Regions from separate parts of the Homo sapiens genome. Here region 1 is linked to region 2. A link is an interaction called in ENCODE POLR2A ChIA-PET data of the cell type or tissue named here. Cell type or tissue: GM12878. All regions are shown on one strand. Links, peaks and the distances in the headings refer to the core of each region. The heading gives the core; the rest is flanking DNA.

Region 1 (7,666 bases), core at 1,656-5,655, 340 kb before region 2:
CTCTGGTGATTCCGGGGCTTCTCCTTGGGGCCTGTGAGGCCAGCCTTTTACTGCAGGCCTTGGAAGGCACTGAGTCTTCCCCTCTAGTCATCCCCGGTGTGACCTAGGCCAAGTCACTTCATTTCTCCAACAGTCAAGTGGTGCTAATGAGTCCTATCTATAGACATCTGGTTGGGTTATTGGGAAAGCAAAAGAGGATACTATGTGGAAAATCAGATACAAACAGCAAAGAACAGAAAGCCTCAAAGTTCCAGCTGGAGATTTAAAAAAAAAAAAAAAAACACCCTACTGTTTATTGAGCACTTAATTAGGAATTAGGCACTAGGCCCTTGGATAAACCTTTTACATAGTTTATTCATGTAACCCTCACAACAATCCTCTAGATACATGTTGTTATCCCTGTTTTTGGGTGAGGAGACCATTTTAATGCATAAGGTAACTTTTTAAAGGGCAGCATTTGGATTCAATCGGGCATGGTGTGATCTCTCGGTCTTGTCCACTTTCTAAGACCTGGAAAGATGATGCATGGCTGGAACTGATGTTTTTAGGCCACTATAAGGATTCCTGCATTTGCTCAGCTGGCTTCCTCATTCCCTTTGTGGGAAAGACCAGTATTGCTTTAGAGGTGCTTTGTGTCTGCTGTCCCATAGAATTTTACCTTGGCTCCTGACTAGCCACGTGGAGGATTGTTGCTATGAAAGCTCTTAACTGGAGTATTTCTATTGTTTAGTAACACCAGAGAACAGAAAAAAGACAACTGTTCTTGGGAAGTAAACAGACAAAAAAGATTGTAATCCAAAATGAAATAATAGTAGAAATAACGAAATAGGGTTTAAGATGGGATCCAAATGTTCTGCTTTGGGTAGATTTTGTGCTATTAGAGGTTTCCAACATAGATGGGGTCTCACTATGTTGATGGGGCTAGTCTCGAACTACTGGCCTTAAGCAATCCTCCCGTATTGGCCTCCCAAAGTGCTAGGTTTACAGGCATAAGCCACTGCTCCAGGCCCCAAATATTTTGATTTTATCTTACCTCTCCCACTGCTAATTTTCATCTCTTTTCTGCCTGCATCCTGAGTAACTGTGGAATGAAAGCATTTTAGAATTACTGTTGTCCAGTCACATCTAAATCATAATTTTCCTTTTATGGAGTCATGCTACAGAGTTTTCTAACCACTATTATTTCTATTGTCTTAGTTGAATATTACAGAAACATTCTGAGGTCTGGATAGTATTAAAATCTATTTTCCACACCAGGCGTGGTGGCTCATGCCTATATTCCCAGCACTTTGGGAGGCCGAGGCAGGCGGATCACCTGAGGTCAGGAGTTTGAGACCAGTTTTGTCAACATGGTGAAACCCCATCTGTACTAAAAAAAAATACAAAAATTAGCCAGGAGTGGTGGTATGCACCTGTAGTCCCAGTTACTCAGGATGCTGAGGCAGGAGAATTGCTTGAACCTGGGAGGTGGAGGTTGCAATGAGCCGAGATCATGCCATTGCACTCCAGCCTGGGTGACAAAAGCAAAACTCTGGGGGGAAAAAAAATCTATTGCCCATAAGAAGGAATGGGGGCTCAGGGAGGTTAAATGACTTGCTTAGAACCACGTAACGACTCCCCAGCAGAGGCTGGATTCCCAAGACTGGCCACACCTAGCTGCCCTTCTGGGGAGGGCAACCTACCCTGATTTCATGGTATATGATATTAACAGTGGCAACCACCACAAACATTGGCTGACTCTATGTTTAATTGCTTCTTTTTTAAACATCATAAAAACCAGCAAAATAGGTATTGATTGTCACTGCTGTCTCACAGATGAGGAAACTAAGACTTACAGGGGTCCACACTTTGCCCAAGTTCACTCAGCCAGTTGGAGGCAGGATCTGAGCCCAGCTCTGCCTGCTCTGGGACCTACATGCTTGCCCACTGTTTTCTGTCCTGTCACTGGAACCGCCAGGGAAAATTTAGGTGATGGGGAGGGGAGAGCATAGGGTATCTTGGCTTCTAAATTCATTGGAATTTTTTTTTTTTTTTTTTTTGAGATGGAGTCTTGCTCTGTCACCAGGCTGGAGTGCAGTGGCGTGATCTCGGCTCCTGCAATCTCCGCTTCCCGGGTTCAAGCGATTCTTCTGCTCAGCCTCCTAAGTAGCTGGGATTACAGGCACGTGCCATCACACCCAGCTAATTTTTGTATTTTTAGTGGAGACGGGGTTTTGCCACGTTGACCAGGCTGGTCTCAATCTCCTGACTTTGTGATCTGCCTGCCTCAGCCTCCCAAAGTGCTGGGATTACAGGCATGAGCCACCACACATGGCCCAATCCATTGGAATTTTATGTGGCCAGGGAGTGAGTCTGGTGGAGGACCTACATTAAGTTTGGTGATCAAGACACACACAGTGTGTATTTAGATCTCTGTCATTAGGAAATTAGTATGTATTAAGGTAGCTAAAAGGATGGTCTACAAACAGCAGGCAAGTAGGGTCAATCTGGGCAGGTGATGTGTTTGTGCATGCATCAGTGTCTTGTTCCCCCTGCTTTTTTTTTTCTTAAGCTCAGCATGAAAAAGTTAAAAACATTTATCAAGCACCTCCTATGTACCCTGAAGCTTACTGCAAGATACATATTTATTATCTCCATTTTAAAGCAGAGGAAATGGAGGCTAGAGATATACAGTGACTTGGCCAAGCTCGCATGGCTGGAAGGGGCAGAACTAGGATTTACACCCAGGTCTCTTTGGTACTGAGACACTCCACCTGCTATCTTTATCTGCCTTTTCATTCAGCCTATGGCTACTTTTCTTTTAAGTAGCCCCTGCTGCCATATTTCTAAGCTGACTTTTCCCCAAACACAGCTCTGAGGAAGTCCATGCTGGGCCCAGGCACAAGAAAACTCAATTCCCAGAGGCTAAGATGCTGCTCTTGGTTATAAGCTCTGCTTGGGTGAGCGAGCTCCTGCTTTCTAGTTCTCTTTCCCTTACCAGCATCTTGTATGACCAGAGTAGGCTTTCTCCAAGAAGACTAGTGTTAGTAATGGCTAAAAAATGAGCAGTGCTTCATACTCACATTCATCCTCCATCTGGACTGCAAAGGCTCAAACACTTCATAGCTGTTGCCCTCTTCCAGGTGGGTTCCTGGGTTCTGGTGTAAGCTCTGCCAACTATCTTTGTAGGCCCTTGGCTCTGCAGCTTCCCTTTTCTGGATCTCAGCTTTCCCATTCGCAGATGGACGGGATCATTGGAGAGCTTCTAAGGGAACAGGCTGAGGCCTCTTTGGCTTCTGTGTAAACTTCTAAGATCTTACTTAGTCTTTTACATTTTGCTCTGTTAAAAGACTAGTTTCATAAAAACACCCAAAACAAACAACAACTCCTTCTCTCTCAAACCTTTTTTGGCAGAGGGCATATTTCCTTGTTACAGTGTGAACTGCACCCAAATATAATTGATTATTCTCTACTCTACCCCCAAGAAATGGGGAAGATGAATTTAGCTTTAGAGCGATTACTCCTAACCCAGTACAATATTTCCCTACCATGCCCATGAGCTGAGCTCCTAACAGTACATCAGAATGAAGATGTTTTCCACTCAGGGGACTGTATCTATTTCTGTGATCAATCTCATCCCTCCCCCTCTGACAGAACACTCAATTCTTGGACAATTTCGAGAGCTTGCTTTAGGGAAAAACCCATTTTCCACTTGACAGCAGAGCTTTCTTTTTGAATCAGCTTTGGATGCTGCAGCCCAGGCAAACAGATTGCTCCCTTTGCTTTACCAAATTGTTTTTCTTTTTCCCTTTGCGTATTTTTTTCACAGGCATCCCTGTACCCATCGCTACCCTACCCTCACCTTTGTGCTAACTGGAAGCATTGGCCTAAGATGGTAAATGAGACATCAAACCAGGAATCGTGTCCTTCCAGGCTGCAAGGAGAGCTGGAAGGTCAGAGGTCTTTGATTCCATTCCTGGCCATCTTGTCCCTTATGGCTGCACAGTATCTCCTGGCCAGGATGAGGATGTTTTCCTCATCTCCTCTGAAACATCATTAATCAGCTGCCCCTCCCCTATGCCTGCCTGAGCTTTGGAGGTTTGCAGAGAAGCCTGAAGGTCTACTTTTTGTCCTTGGGAGGGTGTCCCCTTGAGGCAAGTAGATTTGATTGAAAAAAGTGCAAAGTTGACCAAGAATGGTCTGCCGAGGCTGCACTGAAATTACTAACATGCTCTCTGTCCCCCACCAAGCCTGGGGCCACCAGCTCTTCCCAATTTGTGCTAACCCCTGGGGCTTTGCAGATCAAAAATAAATTTGGTTATTTGGTCCTTAGGAGGTTACAAGATAGTCTGGAAAAATACCACTTTCATCATGTCCTTGCTTTCTCAAAAATACTCAGTTGTTCCTTGTAATAGTTTTCTATTCTTGTGGAACAAATTATTCCCAAACCTAGCAGCTTGATATAACAATAAACATTTAGTATTTTACACAGTTTCTGAGGACCAGGAATCTGGGACCAGGTTATAGCTGGGTCGTTCTGGCCTCAAGAAAGAATATCCTCACACTTCAGCAGAGGAGACAGGTTTGTTAATAAACGTGATATCTGTGACTTGTCTTACTGGCTTTGGGGATAAGCATGGTCACAAAAATTTATTAGGAAACATATTTTGAAAGAAATAAGGCATAAAGAATAATGTAAGGTGGGTATACCTAACCTATTCTAAGAAACAAAGCATTTCCAATATGGTAGAACCTCCTGTGCATCCCTTTCCTACCACATCCTCCTCTGTGCCACCTCCTTTCTCAACAAGTAGCCAATTTGCTGAATGAGCTTTTTATCATTCCTGGTCATTTTACTTATACTTTTACTGCACTGGCACATGTGTGTCCTTAAGCCATGTAAAGCATTGTTTTGCAGGTTTTGAACTACATTAAATTATGTCATACTGCATATATGACATGATTTTTATGCAATTTGCCTTTTTTAAATTTACTGTGATATTTTACATGTGAATATCCTTTTTCATCCTTTTTTTATGCCATATAGTATTTCACTATGTGAAAATACCTTAATTTATTAATTCATTCTCTTGTTGACAGATACTTGGTTTGCTTATCATTTCTTTCAAATTAATTGCATTGCTTATCATTTCTTTCAAATTAATTGCAGAAGCATTCCCTGTCCCAATTAGCAGGAAGTTTCCATTGCATCCATGAGGATCCACCTTCCCACTTCCCCCCTCCCCCCACCCTCCACCAAGATGTCCGGGAGTCTCAGTGACTTTCTTAGGTTGAAGAGATCAGTTCTGCTCAAGAGTTGAAACAGTCCATGGCTGCCCTTGCTTCTGGATAGTAGTGTTGTGTCACTGCTCATAATTTGTTCTACACAGTCCTTTGTGTCCTTATTCCCTGACATGGTGATACTCTTAGAAGAAGAGCTGAGTTTTCTGAGTATGAACAAAAGAGCAGTAACCCAGAGTCTGAGTGTGGGGCACTGCTGATCCCATGCAGGGCACAGTCATTAAGGGGTTGTTGCAGCAGGGCACAGGGACAGAAATTCCCTGACCAGTGCCCCATCAGCGTGGAGAACACTTCTCCAGGCAAACCCATCAATAACTGATCAATAATTGTTTGAACGCTGTGAGATTGGAATGCTGTTGCTGAGGTCTGTAGAAGCACTGCCTTTGGTGGGTCTGTGGGAGGAGCTTTATTTTATTTATATATATATTTATTTATTTTTGAGATGGAGTTTCACTCTTGTCGCCCAGGCTGGAGTACAATGGCGCAATCTCGGCTCACTGCAACCTAGGAGGACCTTTATTTTTCACTAACATTTCCTCTGTACTTTAGTTTCCTTATCTGTAAAGAGTGTTACCCTATGTGATGAAGAAAACCATTGTTACTGATTATTTAGCTAGAAGTAATCTCAGCTAGCACATGCACTGCCAGCCCCTACATGCGCTCCCTCCTTCCCCTGGGCAGTAATTTTTTTTTCTTTGAGATGGAGTCTCGTTCTGTTGCACAGGCTGGAGTGCAGTGGTGCAATCTTGGCTCACTGCAAGCTCTGCCTCCTGGGTTCATGCCATTCTCCTGCCTTAGCCTCCCGAGTAGCTGGGACTGCAGGTGCCTGCCACCATACCTAGCTAATTTTTTTGTATTTTTTAGTAGAGACGGGGTTTCACCATGTTATCAGGATGGTCTTGATCTCCTGACCTCGTGATCTGCCTGCCTCGGCCTCCCAAAGTGCTGGGATTACAGGCGTGAGCCACCACGCCCTACCCCCTGGGCAGTAATTCTTGCTGGGTTTCCCTGACAGGTGACTGCTCAGCCCAGATGTCTCCAATGGAAGGCATGGCCAAAACACTGCTCTTGGAACAAGAAGTGGACCTTCAGGTTCTCCATCTGTTAAGTTCAGGGAAAACCACCTCTCTCTCCCCACAGAACTGTTTTGAAGGTGAAATGAGACAATGAACTTGAAAGTGCTTGAGAAGGTGGAGTGGGTAGAGTGAGGGTGAGGCTGTCATTGTCTTTGGAGGTAGCACATCCTGTTATTGGACAACTCTGATTTTACAGACATCTGAGTCAGGCCCTGATGCCCACAGCCCTCTGAAGCTCTGCTTGGAAGACTGCACAGCCTTTTGGGAATTTGAAGACGCTCAGCATGTTCAGAATATCCCCCAATTTGTTTATGGAACAAATTTCCCTAGTTCCTTAATATGTGACTTTATGATCTACAATTTCCATAAAACAGAAGAAGGTTGTGGAACATAAACTGCTTACAAAAGTATAAAATGTCACATAATTCTAAGGTGATACCATTGTGACCATTGTTATTGTCACAGCAGTGAAAATGACAACCTCCCCTATTGGGAGCAGAGGTGGCTGATGACTTCCATGTCCCTAAATCCAGGGAATACCTTTCAGTCCTCTGGTCACACTTATTTTTTTTGAGATAGGGTTTTGCTCTGTTGCCCAGGTTGGAGTGCAGTGATGTGATCACAGCTCACTGCAGTCTCAATTTCCCCAGACTCAGGTGATCCTTCTGCCCCAGCCTCCCGAGTAGCTGGGACTACAGGCATGTGTCCCCACACCTGGCTAATATTTGTATATATATATATTTTTGAAGAGACGGGGTTTCATCATGTTGCCCGGGGCTGGTCTTGAACTCTTGGGCTCAAGTGATCCTCCCTCTTTGGCCTCCCGAAGTGCTGGGATTACAGGCATGAGCCTCTGCACCCATCTTGGTCACATTTCTTGACACCTGCTCTTCTCTTGGCTCTTTTGACACTCCTGGGTTTCTTGCCATCTCACTGGCAGCTCCTTCTGAGCCTCCTTTCCTGTCTCTTCTTTTTCAGATCAGCCCTTAAATGTTGTGGTTTTCAGGGTTTATATCCTGGACCCTCTATTCTCCTCCTCACACCATCCCAGGAAGCTCACTTTAGCTCATCCATTCCGGTGGCTTCTATTACCATTCATATACTGCTGACTTCCAAAGTCATCAAGTCCACATTTCTCCCCTGGGTGTAAGGCCTAGAGCTCCAACTGTCTGCTAAACACCTCAATTGGGATGTCTTATGGGCACTCCCCATCCTCCTCCCTCAACCCCCAAACCTCCCCTTTCTGCTACATCCTGTATCACAGTGAAAGTCCCCACCATTTGCCCAGTGGCCCAAGCCAAAAACCTGGG
Region 2 (7,666 bases), core at 2,346-6,345:
TTCAAATGACTTGTTCTGAGAAAGGATGGATATTCAAAGGATATTTATCCCTGGCCTCTTTTAACTGACCTCTCCTACTACCCAACATCACTTTCTCAGAAGCCAGCATGAATCTGACCATTTCCTCTTGCTTTTGCACTTACTACTCAATTGTGCCCATGCCAGCAGCCCTGGCGAGGGTGGAGGGAAGCTATCCTCAGCTCATTTCACAGAGAGGCACCTGAGCCTTGAGGGATGAAATGACTGGTCTGAGAGCCAGGATGTGGCAGGGCAACTGGGGAGCCCACATTGTCCACTCTGAGTTCCTTCCTGCTTCACTGTGCATGGACAGAATCTCCTTTAACTGGTGATGACAATGGGGCATTGGGAGGAACTACGTTCAGCTTTTGCCATCTGTTGCCGTGGAGAATCCACTGATGAAAGATTTCTTTGGGGAAATAAGGGCCTGTGAGGCAGGGTGGACGGGACTCTGGGTTCAGATGGGATATTTTAATTGTGTGTTGTCAACTCTTTCAGGCTATGAGGATATTTTTAAAATTTCCTATGAGGTCTATTCTTTGTATCCCTTAATGAGTTGGACTGGATAATTGCTCACATATCAAAGGATAAATTGTTTTGAGACATGGCTGTCTGAAGAGAAATTTTCCACTTCATTCTCCTTCAATGCAATTCATTATTTTCCCCTCTTTACAGTGTACTGTACAAATCAGGTTACACTAGGAAAGGAACTCTTTATTTTAGAAGGATAGAGAGTTTGGAGTCAGACCGACCTATGTTCAAATTTGGTTCCAGCATTTACTAATTATGTGGGCTTGGCCAAGGTATTTCATTTGTCTCAGTTGTCTCCTCTGTAAAATGGGGATGATAATAGCTGTGGGGATTAAATGTGAAGGGTTTAGTAACAGTGCCTGGAATGCAAGAGCCACCAAATAGAGAGGAGCTGTTTTGTAGCTGTCACCATCACATGCTCATGTGAAACACCTGCTTTGAGGGACACTCACAAGGGTTCCAGGCAATAGGCGGGGAGGTGAAGGTGATGGTGGGCTAACATGAACAATTGTATTTCAGGATGCTTTACAAACACAGCTTCATGTGATCCTTACCATACCCTGTGAGGGAAGCAGAATTGTGTCTGTTTTACAGAGAAGGAAAGTGGACCCTAGTAAAATGGACTGATAGCTCATGTAGTTGGTAGAATTTGGATTTAAATTCAGGTAAGTATGACTCCCAAACTTGGACTTTTTCTTTCACAATAGTCCAGGAAATGGAGGCCCAACAAGGTTAAGGTCACCCAGCTCACCAGAGGCTGGGATGGGCCAGAAGAGAGGCCTCTGGCACTCTAAATCCAGTTCACTTTCCACTAGGATCTCATAAATAAAACCCCCCTTTTTTTCCAGCTGCTGAGTCATGAGCTACAAGGCTGAAGGTGAGAAATGGCATAGGATGCACAAGTGACCTCTGAAAAATAGTAACACACACACACACACACAACCCCACCAACTCACCTGTGGTGAATGACCCTGAGACAGGTTCACTTTCCTCAAAGCCCTTCATGGCGATGATGCTGACAAGGTACTCCACGCCAGGTATGAGTTTCACCAGCCTGGTCTGAGTCTTGGTTCCGTCCACAGTTACCATGGAGGGTGTACCTGGAACACAGTAAAAGCAAGATGAGGAATAATGAACCTCACTGACACTTATTCACTGTTGCCCCCAAAAAGAGTGTATCTGATTTAGAAATGAAACTATATCTTCATCAAACACCACTTTCTTGACTTCTCATTTGCTCCTACCCTCTGGCATAAGGGAAGAAGGCTTACTTTTTGTATGCTTTTTCTATTGGTGCAGATGCCAAAAACAAAGCCAGGAGGGGCGGGGGAAAACATGAAGTCACAACGTACTAAAAATGGCAAGTTTCCGTTCAGTAGAGAGCTGGCACGTTGTGCAAATTTTATCTTATTATTTTTCCCCACAAACAATATGGGAAGCTTACTATGTAATGTATGTCAGATCTATTGCACCCATTGTCTTGGCTTAGGATTATAGACTCCCTTACTAGAGGAAATTCTACTTAAGAAAAGAAAGTTGATTATAGTCAAGTTTGTGCTGCAGTGTTTATTAATAAACACAGAAATTGTATTTCTTAGAATTTGGGGGCTAGTGAAGAACTTGCACATCAGCTGGTCAGACTTCCTATAGAGACAAAACAGCATTCCTGTGAAGAGGTTATTAACCATCCTCTCTTTATACACTTTCAGCAACAGGTAGCTTACTACCTGCCAGAGTGTCTTTAGGCAGATTTGACTGGGCTTCCTCCTTGTGGTCTCTATTATAGCCCATGCGCTTTGAGTTAGAACTCACAAATTTTCTAAGGCACAGCTTGCCATCATTTGCTGAGACAGACAGATTTGGTACCCAAAGGTAAAACTTCACATATATCCAAGACTAGCTTTTCAGATGAGTGTGCGCAGGGAGAGAAATGCCAATATATTTAGAATCTTTTGCCATTGTGTGCAAACAATACTAGAGATCTATTTCTCATAGAATTTTATAATTTCAAGGTTAAAAAAGGTCTTGTTCAAGTGACCCTTCACAAGAAAGTTTCTTCTAAGAACCTCATAGCACTTTACAAATGAGTTCTCTTCTCTCCAGATGGTCTCACAAATAAAGAATTCATTTTCTTTGATCATGATGTTAGAGGATGAAAATTATCAGGGTCTTTTTCATGAATCCATCCAAACCCACAACACTCCTCCTCTCTCTCCCCTTTCCGAGTCTCCTACCTCCTGTAATGGGCACATAGGTAATCCGGAAGCTCTCCACTTGGGCTGTGGGTGCCCTCCAGCTGACAGTAGCCGAATTTTCAGTGATGTCTGAGAAAATGACTTCCTTTGGGGAGCCCATGGCTGTCAAGAAGAAAGCACAAGAGAAGCCCAGAAACAGTTAACTGTCTTGTTCATCAATGGTTCTTCCTGAATTCCTTATTTAGGAAAACTCAGTGCCTAGAATTTGTGTCTGAGCCAAGCCTTTAGGATGGAGAATGTGGTGATCTGTGGTTAAGTTGTGACTTGCTAGGACCAATTGTTTCATTTCAGGTACAGGGCCCAGGGTTGTAGAAAAGTCATTTGGTCTAATTCAAGGGGAGTGATAGGACCATAGCTGACTTCCAAGGAATCGTGGGAGAATGGTTTCCCAGATTGGAATGTGACCCCCGTTCATTTTTGATTTTTAACATTTTCTTAAATCTTTGCTTTCTAGTTCCTTTTATTAAATAATACTAAGACTTGACAACTGTACAGTTCTTTGCAATTTATAAGGCTTAATCCTCCTGTAGAAGCCCCCAAAAAGATGTGATTATAGCCATTTTACAGAGAACCAAACCAAGGCTTCCATGAACATTCTTGTGATGTGATCTTTCTGGGTCCCAGGAGTAGGCAGCAGAGCCAAGCACAGCCTGGAATCCTGGAAATAACGTTCACACAAACACTGACCTGGGCAAACCCATTCCTAGAACTGGAAGGAGGTCCAAAGCCAAGAGAACAACCTCAGGCTCATCACCAAAGCAAACACCCAGTGGACGCTGGGTCTACCTGTGAGAAAAGCCATGCCCAGGGGGAGTTTCTGCCTCCCAAAATACCTCCCCTCAAAACCCAGTTTCCTTTGGCTTTTCTCTGTGTATTTTTTGGCTGCGATTTTTGCCCTCTTCAGCTAACCATGCCTACCCAGAGAATTCAGGAAACAATTTTCAGGCTCTAGGGAACTCACTTCCTCATCTTTTCCCCTCTCCAACCCACAGGGATTATTACATGCTGAAACCCACAGAAATTCAGCAAGGGTTTTTTTTTCTTCCTCTTTCTGCATTTTTCTCTCATCTAAGACATCTCCTCCTACAGCTTTCTTCTGTGGCCTGGTAGCCACCCCCAGACTCTGTGGCTGCCTGGGTTTTTGCCCTGCCCATGGAAAGTTTCAGAAACCACATGGGTCTCTGGAGCCTGAAAGAGCTTCATTGTCCAAATACCACTGAGAGGCTGGGTGACCTTGGGCAGGTCCCTTCACTTCTGTGAACCTCAGTTTCTCCATCTGTCCAGAGGGAAAAGTGGTACCCACCCACAGGGATGTTTTGAGGATTAGCAGAGATAACAAATGTGAAACTCCCAGCACAGCATCTGGCATGCAGTGAGAATTCAGTAAATATGATTGCCCTCTCTTTATTTTCTTTCCAATGTCCCTCTTTCCTCCATGGGCCATACTAGACTTTAAGGTGTCCCCTAGGAAAGATCGAGATGAGTCTAACTGGGAAAAAACAAACAAACAAACAAACAAAAAACAGTGAGGTGTATAAACTCAGGCACTGAGGACTTCCCTCTGCCAACCTGGTGTACTCGCACTATTGCTTTGACTGAAAACCTCATTGGTGTAGGTACATTTTAGTAGGTGTATCTTATGGCCAAACACATTAATAGCTAATATGGTTACTGTGGGTAAAGAAATTCTGCTAAATACTTGACATTCATGATCTTATGTAAACCTCGTGGCTGACCTTTGAGTTAAATTCTATTTTCCAGATGAAGGAATTGAGGTAGAGCCATGATGAAACTCCAAGGACACTGTCCCATGGTTGTTGGCTTAACCACCAGGCAACACTGTCTCCCACTGCCCTTTCTACTGCCCTGGGCACCCAGGGCTGGCAGCTTGTGCTATGGAGAGGTACCTTGTGAGTGAGAGGAGGAGCTACAGCAGGGCCTTCTCAGGAGGAAGAGGGATAGGACATTACAGAGAAGAGTTTACAATGGTATGAGGGAGGAAGAGAGGAGAGGAGAAAGGATTAAAAAAAAAAAACAAAAGGGGAAATTTATAAACTTGATGAGGTGAAGATAGAAATTAGGCATCTTCTGTGCTCAAGAGCCCCCTTTCCTGTCTTCTCCTGGTCCTGGAGCACAGGCATGTAGACACACACACACACACACACACACACACACACAAGCACGCACGCGCATGGGCACCTCTCTTTGGCTATAAGCTACTAGGCTCTAGAGAAGAAAATCAAAGAGAGGGCTTTCCAAAAGAGCAGGGTCTGCCTTGCCTTTTTTTTTTGTTGTTCTTAAAAAAAATTCAATTCATGATTATTCATTCTCTTTTTTGCTTTAGAACTGCAGGGCTTCTAGAAAAAAAAGATCAGCAAAACAAATCAATGATCAGAAGAAGTAAACTTCGAAGAACACTGTTTATAAACCAAGATCAAAATCAAGGCTCTGCCTCTGATCTGGAGTCGTTTTATGGGCAGCCACAGGGAGGAGGAGACTGAGACCTGCATCCCAGGATAGGGTGTCCCTGTTAATAAGAAACAGGGTTTTTCCCTCTTACTAGGTTGCTGCCTGGATTCTAGCATTTTCTCCAAGCCTACAAATACTGATTATTATTTTTACATGGGTGATTTCTTGCCACTTATTAGGTCCTGAAAACTTAACAATATAAAATATCTATCTTTAGACAAAAAGGAGAGGTTTTGGCAAATGTCATGCCTATGCCTGTCAGAGATGGCAAGTAGCTATATGCATTGGTTTTCTCTCATCCAGACTGCTCATTTTAAATAGTATTAGAATAAGCTGGTCATTGGGCTTTACTCCAAATCTAGCTCTATGATCATAGAAAAATCATTTCACCATTCTGGTCCTCAGAGTCTTCATGCACAAACAGAAGAGGTTGAGCTACATCATCTCTCAGGTCCCTTTTATCTCTCCTGGTGATTTTGTGGTTCTGTCCCCTGGTTCCCTTTGAAGCAGCCATCTCCAGCGAATGCTATGTCTCTGCATCTCCCTCAGTTTCATGAAATAATTTACTTGACTTGTTGGAGGTTTTTCCTTTTCTCTTTAAAAAGTCATGTTCATCTTAGTATTATTATTATTACAAAGAGTCATATTATTACTACTGTTATTATTATCATTATTTGAGACAGAGTCTTGCTCTGTCGTCCAGGTGGGAATGCAGTGGCACGAACACAGCTCACCACAGCCTTAACCTCCTGGGCTCAAGAGATCTTCCTGCCTCAGCCTGCAGAGTAGCTGGTACTACGGGCATGAGGCACCACACCTGGCTAAGTTTTTGATTTTTTTTTTTTTTTTTTTTTGCACAGGTAGGGTCTTACTATGTTGCCTAGGCTGGTCTCAAACTCCTGGACTCAAGTGATCCTCCTGTCTCAGCCTCCTGAAATGCTGGGATTACAGGTGTGAGCCATCACTCTGGGCCTAAGAGTCATATTATTAACCATCTTTTTTTTTTTTCTCCTTGAAACAGCTCCTATGGAAAAAGGTAATTAAACTCCAAGGACACTCTAGGTGCCTTTCAGAGTTGTTATGAGTATCAAAGTTAGAGAGCTTCATAAACAGTAGCATGTTAATCTTGCCAGCTCTCTCCTTTATCCTTGCTGATCACCGTACTGATTATTCACATGTAGCATTTTATAAATATTAATGTGTATAGATAGACGTGCTGCTTCTCCATTATCTCCCTACTTGGTATAGCTCGAACATTTGGCCAAAGAACAAGGAAGTGTATCTCTGGATAAAATGATGAGATATGATATGATGAGATGAGATATGATGAGATAATAGATAGAAGGAAGAATCTTTGGAACGTAAAAAAAAAAAGATGATAATTGTAACGATGATGATGCATTAATGGCAACGTGAATAGCTCTCATTTGCTGGGCCCTTGCTACCTGCCAGGCCTTCCGCTATGGGCTTTATATGAATTATCTCATTTAATCCTCACAACCCTATTAAGTAAATGGCATCATACTTTTTTTGCATAAGGACTTAGCCAAATTGTCCAAGGTAACACAGTCTGTAATTGAAAGAGTCAGGATCAGAGCGCCAGCCTGCCTGCATCCAAAGCTCCTGTGATTACTCAGCCCTGTGAGAAGAAGACCCCTGAGTCATGACTTTTCTCTGTTCTCTCCTGTTTATTTACAGTACCTGTTGTTGCTATAGCACTGACTGTCTGGGATCGCCTTCCTTTGCTTATTCCATAGAGTTCAATTTCGTATTCAGTAGCCTCTCTGAGACCTGTTATGTCCCTGGTACGTTCGGGGGCAAGTAGGGTTATTTCCAGTGGCTCAGACTGCTTTTTGGTATCTCTGATTTTGAGAACAAAATTGTCGAAGACCCCTTCATCAGCTGTCCAGGACAGACGGAAACCGTCTGGGGTGGCATCTGAAACCAGAAGGTTGTCAACTTCCGGTTCGGCTTCTAGAGGGAGAGAAAATGGTGGGAGAAGGAGGAAAGACAACATCATTTACCAGTCCGTGCAATCTTCTCTCCAGTAGGGGTATCAATATGTAGTGATGCCCCGGCTTTCAGAGATAGAAGTGTCCTGAGATACCAAAAATAAAATCATTCAACATTAACAAGTCCAGTAGAGTCAGGAGAGGGGAAAGATGGAGTAGACACATTCAATACAAGTCAAGCATATGTTTGCATATGTGAGTTTTGTCTAAAAGCAATTCAGTAAATCCACATCTGGACTCAGCATTGGCCCGTCCCACATATTATTAAATAAGTTCAAAGCCAGTAAATTGTTTACATTTGCTCTCTGTCTTCCAGTGGCTGAGTGCCCATCCCCTGCAAGACCTTTTTCTTTTCTTTTTGAAAAGACAAATAAACCAGCA

Evidence for each region. Peaks named below come from ENCODE experiments on the same cell type or tissue, not always from the same donor. Only the 100,000 strongest peaks of a DNase experiment are listed, where the experiment ranks them.
Region 1: POLR2A ChIA-PET joins it to region 2 with 6 read pairs; 3 of 35 experiments call an interaction of 5 or more read pairs at or near these places.

What each region holds. Positions count from the first base shown.
Region 1 is chr9:114,703,321-114,710,986 of GRCh38, forward strand. No RefSeq gene overlaps it. Among named protein-coding and RNA genes, the nearest start is that of TEX48, 25 kb to the left of the region's middle. In GM12878, for the core only: no CTCF peak of the experiment used is centred there; no DNase peak of the experiment used is centred there; H3K27me3 peaks cover 236 bases.
Region 2 is chr9:115,039,436-115,047,101 of GRCh38, forward strand. It overlaps TNC (tenascin C), which reads right to left. Exons shown (of 28, transcript NM_002160.4): 17 at 6,975-7,247; 18 at 2,784-2,906; 19 at 1,506-1,649. Among named protein-coding and RNA genes, the nearest start is that of TNC, 75 kb to the right of the region's middle. RefSeq lists an enhancer at 3,998-4,057. In GM12878, for the core only: no CTCF peak of the experiment used is centred there; a DNase peak (open chromatin) is centred at 3,996.